Linked DNA regions of Homo sapiens: region 2 is linked to region 1. Evidence: read pairs that join two places in POLR2A ChIA-PET (ENCODE). Cell type or tissue: IMR-90. All regions are shown on one strand. Links, peaks and the distances in the headings refer to the core of each region. The heading gives the core; the rest is flanking DNA.

Region 1 (2,925 bases), core at 219-2,718:
ATATATTGGGAGAAATACCTGTACAACCATGAAAAAGGTTTTAGTGATGTAAGAATATAATCTGAATTAAAAAAGCAGGACACAAGTGTCATACATGACATGATCCCAATTATACAAATACGTAAATAAAAAATTCTGATAAAAATTAGAAATATGGATAGTAAAATTCTAATCACTTAATGTTTTTATTTTGTTTTTAATTTTTTTATTTTCCAGAGTTTTCATATTGGCCCACTTTTTAAAATTCAAACTTAATTCTTTAAAATAAAATTATCGTAGAGATCATTTATATTTTAAAATTTTAACCCAACTATATAAGTATATATTTTATAAGCATGTTATTTCTTTTTTTGAGACAGGGTCTCGCTCTGGTTGCCCAGGCTAGAGTGCAGTGGTGCGATCTCAGCACCCTGCAGCCTTGACTTCCCTGGCTCGGGTGATTTTACCTCAAGTAGCTGGGATTACAGGCATGCGCCACCACACCCGGCTAATTTTTTGTATTTTTAATAGAGATGGGGTTTCACTGCGTTGCCCAGGCTGACCTCAAACTCCTGGACTCAAGCAATCCACCCATCTCAGCCTCCTAGAATGCTGGGATTACAGGCATGAGTCACCGCCCCTGGCTACGCATTATTTCACGAGTTTACTATTATGATGCACGTGATTTTCATATTAGGCATAGTACTTAACAGTTTCCTACATTGTATCTTACTGCCATGTAGGTACATACATGGATTTAAATAAATGAGTAAATAACTAGTACTAGTCTTATGGTACAAATACATTTCTATTACAGAAAACATTCTGTACACAGAATATTAGATAGAATGGCTTATACTAATGGTACTGATTACTGACTCCATCATACAAATGCTTACATACAAAATACCCCTACCAGTATCCTCTTAGCGCTCTCTGTAACAGTTATTCTTGACTCCCTTGTAGTCATGATACCCTGTTTTGTCTTGTTTTGTTTTGTTTTTTTGTTACTTGTGAAACCACCCCTTTTTCTTGATGGCAATATGTGGCATATACAAACTGTTTTTTGTTTTTAGTAATAAAAGTAATTTTGTTTCTGATGATTTGGGAACTCCCTTGATATCTAAAACTTTTGAGGGTATTATTCTTTAAAAAGTCTGTGATTCTGCTGAGTGCAGTAGCTCATGCTTGTAATCCCAGGACTTTGGGAGGCTGAGGCAGATGGATTGCTTGAGCCCAGGAGTTCGAGACCAACCTAGGCAACGTGGCAAAACCCAGTCTCCCCCCAAAAAAATAAAACAATTAGCCGGGTGTGGTGGCACTCACCTGTATGTAGTCCCAGCTACGTGGAAGACTGAGGTGAGAGGATCACTTGAGCCCAGAAGGTTAAGGCTGCCGTGAGCCATCGTGATTGTGCCACTACACTCTAGCCTGGGCAACAGAGGGAGACCTTGTTTCAAAAAAGAAAGAAAAAAGTATCTGATTCTGCTTCATGGAGAACATTATTTTGGAAGATAAAGAGAAGCGATTAATGCTTCTATTGTTCAATTAATAGTAATCACCCTTTACCAAAGAAGCCCACTGCCCTGCTGCCTTCTCTTTCTCCTTCCAACCATCTGTTCATCCATTCGGTTGACATTGATCGAACATCTTTTATATGCTAAGCATCCTGCTAGACACTGTGGAAACAGGAATGAAAGGCATTCTCCCTGGGAAGCAACTTGTGTATCAGGACTTGTACACCAACAATGACAATACCATGAGACAAATGCTGTGGTGGAAAACAGAGAGGGCACTTAACTCACCCCAGAAAGTTGGGAGACTAGGAAAGCCTCCTGAAGAGAGTGATGGCTAAAGCTTGAAGGTGAGAAGTAAGGAAAGAGAAGTAATTCAGGTGAAGAGTGTGGAGTATTCTAAGATGATCAAGAAAAATGTATGAAACAGATATTCCAACAAATGGGAGAAAGATCATACTAGAGGAATGTAATAGGATTTTCAGTCATTGTTGACTGCCATTTTGATGATGGATGTTAGTTTGATACTAATCTGCCCAGAGTACATGGTTTTTCTCCACCATCACTCACTTGCATGGGTGCAGGCATGGAGGAGGAAGGTGATTACCTGGGGCAGTCTTTGCTGGTTGGGTACAGTGCAAAGTGAGGGAGCTCAGGGCATGAATGGTATTTAACAGAGATGATTGTAATGATAAACTATGGGCTCTGAGATGGAAAAGGAGAAAAGTGAAGGTAGGAAGAGGCTGATGGAGTAGGAGCGACTGTTAGTGGGGGGAAGAGGGGTGTCAATGGACATTTGAGACCTTTCACTAAGGTCAAAGAGTTATTACTGTGGGGATGCCTGAAGAAGTGGTTAGAGAATGTGTTGTTTGTACATGTGATTTTGGAAGCAGTGCAGTTTCCAGTGAAACTGGAAAGCTTCAAGATGTAACCTTGGAAGTGACCATGGCAGAAGCAGAGTGAGGGAAAAGGCCTCCATTGGGAGGCAAATGCACTGAGAGCTCCGGATGTCAGGTGGATTGCCAAGACCCATGTGGGTGTGAAGAAGATTCATGACAGTAGCTGAAAAGGTAAGGGAGATTGTGAGCCAGAAGAGATGACAACAACCCTGGTGGTAAACTGATACGAGCCTCTGAGGTTTTTTCAAGAGGAGGGAGGTAGAGTAGTTGTTTATAGGTGGCACTGGGGAGCAAGGAGGACCCTAATGTATGTAGGGTAGTGAGAATAAATAGCTTCGTTTAACAAGGCTGCAGAGGAAGGGGTTCAGGGTAAGTCATATTTTAGTTAAGGCCAACATGTGGAGAGAATATTCTGAAAAGGCTGAGATATTGGGGAGTTTGCCAGTCATGGAGCTGAAGTCATAGAGTGGAAGGATTTTAGAGGAAGGGAAGACAGAAGGGGATTATTGGGCCAGATTAAGGGATGTTTACAG
Region 2 (2,925 bases), core at 117-2,616, 130 kb before region 1:
CTTCCCCCTAAATGGATGCAGGCCCAAGGGTGAAGATTCTTGAGAGAATACTAATTTGGTTCTTTAGCTCTTTGCCCGGAATTGTGGCCAACTTCTCTTTCCTGCAACAGTTCTAGTTCTTAGTTCCATTTTATTAGTTATGGCTATAGGAAGCTGACTCTAGCGGCCAAATATGGTTCCTAAGTCTTTACTGCAACCATCAACTAGTTTAAACCCCACAGTAACCCTATGAGGTGATTGTTATTATCCTCAATCTAGAGAATTAACATTAAGGCTGAGAGTAATTGAGTAGCATGCCCAATATCACACAGCTAACAAAAAGCAGAGCTGCCGTTAGACCGTAGATCTTTCAGACTTGTGATGCAGCTAATAGAGCGTCTGGCACACAGAAGTAACTCGTTATTATTTTCCTGTGTCTTTCTGGTTTTTTTTGTTTGTTTGTTTGTTTGTTTTTTGAGACAGAGTCTTGCTCTGCTGCCCAGGTTGGAGTGCAGTGGCGCCATCTCAGCTCACTGCAACCTCCGCCTCCCAGGTTCAAGCGATTCTTCTGCCTCAGCCTAATGAGTAGCTGGGACTACAGGCACATACCACCACGCCTGGCTAATTTTTGTGTTTTTAGTAGAGACAGTGTTTCACCATATTGGCCAGGATGGTCTCGAACTCCTGACCTTGTGATCCGCCCGCCTTAGCCTCCCAAAGTGCTGGGATTACAGGCGTGAGCTGCTGTGCCCAGCTTTTTTTCCTGTGTCTTTCTGAATGGACACACTGGTTAAGTGAACAGGGGAGGTGACCTAAATGTAATTACATTCGTGTGTGTGTGTGTGTGTGTGTGTGTGTGTGTGTGTGTGTGACGGGGTCCCACTCTGTTGCCCAGGCTGGAGTGCAGTTGCGCAATCTTGGCTCACTGCAACCTCCACCTCCTGGATTCAAGTGATTCTCCCACCTCAGCCTCCCAAGTAGCTGGCATTACAGTCATGGGCCACCACATCTGGCTAATTTTGTATTTTGGGTAGAGACGGGGTTTCACCATGTTGGCCAGGCTGGTCTTGAACTCCTGACCTCAAGTGATCCACCCATCTCAGCCTCCCAAAGTGCTGGGATTACAGGCGTGAGCCACCGTGCCTGGCCTTAAATGTAATTACATATTGATAGCAGATGTATTTCTGAATTTTTAAAGGAAAAATATGTGAGATGATCTAGGTGTTTTTATAATTAGAGATGAATTTCAATTATATATGCCCTATATTTTTGGAGATGAAGTTGGATAATACATGGGATCTTTTAGAAAAGTTGTTTTGCACCTATTTTTTTTCATCACAGTTTCCAAGTAACTTAGAATATTGAAGCTTGTGAAGAAAAAGGCCTTATTGAAGTCTTGGGCAAGTGCTGCTGTAAGTGGGAGAGGTCTTTAGAGGAATTTAAGGAATGGTGTTGGAAATATCCCTAGTATGCCAAATATAAACTCTTCAGGGAAGCTGAGATTTAAGTAGTTTTCCTACTTTACAATATTACTAGTTAGTTTCTGAGTCAGGGAGGGAAAAAGGAAAGTTTCTTTGTCAGTTGAAGTGAAATGTTATTTCCTATGAGTTAGATTTTCGGTGAAAAGGAAAGGGAGAAAAATATGAAGAATTTTCCCTTTGGACATCAGCATTGCTCGCATAACCTCATGCTACCTCTACCTGATGTGGCATTGCCATCTGGAATTTCCTGCCACTTGGCATTTCTTTTGTGAATGTGATCCCCTTGAAGCAGACTTGGATTGCCTCATAGGAATAAGGAGTCCTTGGACAGCATAGTATATGCTTTTACCCAACAATCCAGTACAATATCATGATTAACCTATTTAAATTATACATTCCCTCAGTTACTCTACTGGCTTGCCTAATGTTTCACAGTGTCTAATGGAAATTCTACATATACTAACAATGGGACCGTATAGGCTAATTTAAATGTCACATCTTTGGTTACTGGTTGAAGATATTATTTATTATAACAACATCAAATAATGTTTGGTGGTAGAATCTTTCATGGGGTCTGTGGGGGAAAAGTCAGGAAGAGAGACACGTGGCAGGGAACTGCTGTCCACATCAGTGGGTGTGAAGGTCCTAAAGGATTCCACCTAAATTAACCAATCCATTAAACAAATTTATTTGTATACAATCCCTTTAACAATGAGAGGCTCTGTAAGTATACAGGCTCAGTGGCAAATTTCCCTCTGCCACTTGCTGCTAAGTTCACTTTGGCTACAGAGGGTACTTCTGTAGCAGTAAATTAAGCACTTAGAATTTGCTGCTTCATTTTGTTATTACATAATTGGCCTGTTCATAAAATACTTATTTTTGTCTAAAGCCTGATATGGGACCATAGATCATTTCAGGTTTGTTTTTCTTTCCTTTTTTTTTTTTTTTTTTTTTTCTGAGATGGAGTTTTGCTTTGTTGCCCAGGCTGAAGTGCAGTGGTGCCTTCTGCCCCCTGGGTTCAAGTGATCCTCCTGCCTCAGCCTCCTGAGTAGCTGGGATTACAGGTGTGCACCACCATGCCCAGCTAATTTTTGTATTTTTAGTAGAGATGGGGTTTCACCATGTTGGCCAGGCTGGTCTCAAACTCCTAACCTTAACTGATCTGCCCACCTTGGCCTCCCAAAGTGCTGGGATTACAGACGTGAGCCACTGTACCCGGCCATTTCAGGTTTCTTTTACTGACTTAATATAGATTGGCTATGGAATTGACCCAAGGTTTACATTATAGTCTATATTGTGAAAGTAAAAACTTACATGAATATTGTCTGCATTGCTTTTTTGAGTATTTTGCAAAGTTATTGTCCAGCTTGAATGATTATATTAATAGAAACAAATAATCACTCAAAAGCAAAGCATTACCTTTCTTCTTTTCTTTTTTCTTTTTTTTTTTTTAAGTTGAAGTCTC

The links. Peaks named below come from ENCODE experiments on the same cell type or tissue, not always from the same donor. Only the 100,000 strongest peaks of a DNase experiment are listed, where the experiment ranks them.
Region 2: POLR2A ChIA-PET joins it to region 1 with 5 read pairs; 3 of 35 experiments call an interaction of 5 or more read pairs at or near these places.

Annotation. Positions count from the first base shown.
Region 1 is chr2:43,777,829-43,780,753 of GRCh38, forward strand. The region is part of intron 2 of DYNC2LI1 (dynein cytoplasmic 2 light intermediate chain 1); the gene reads left to right. Among named protein-coding and RNA genes, the nearest start is that of DYNC2LI1, 5.3 kb to the left of the region's middle. In IMR-90, for the core only: no CTCF peak of the experiment used is centred there; no DNase peak of the experiment used is centred there.
Region 2 is chr2:43,647,752-43,650,676 of GRCh38, forward strand. All of the region lies in intron 2 of PLEKHH2 (pleckstrin homology, MyTH4 and FERM domain containing H2), which reads left to right. Among named protein-coding and RNA genes, the nearest start is that of PLEKHH2, 12 kb to the left of the region's middle. In IMR-90, for the core only: no CTCF peak of the experiment used is centred there; a DNase peak (open chromatin) is centred at 1,430; H3K27ac peaks cover 1,114 bases.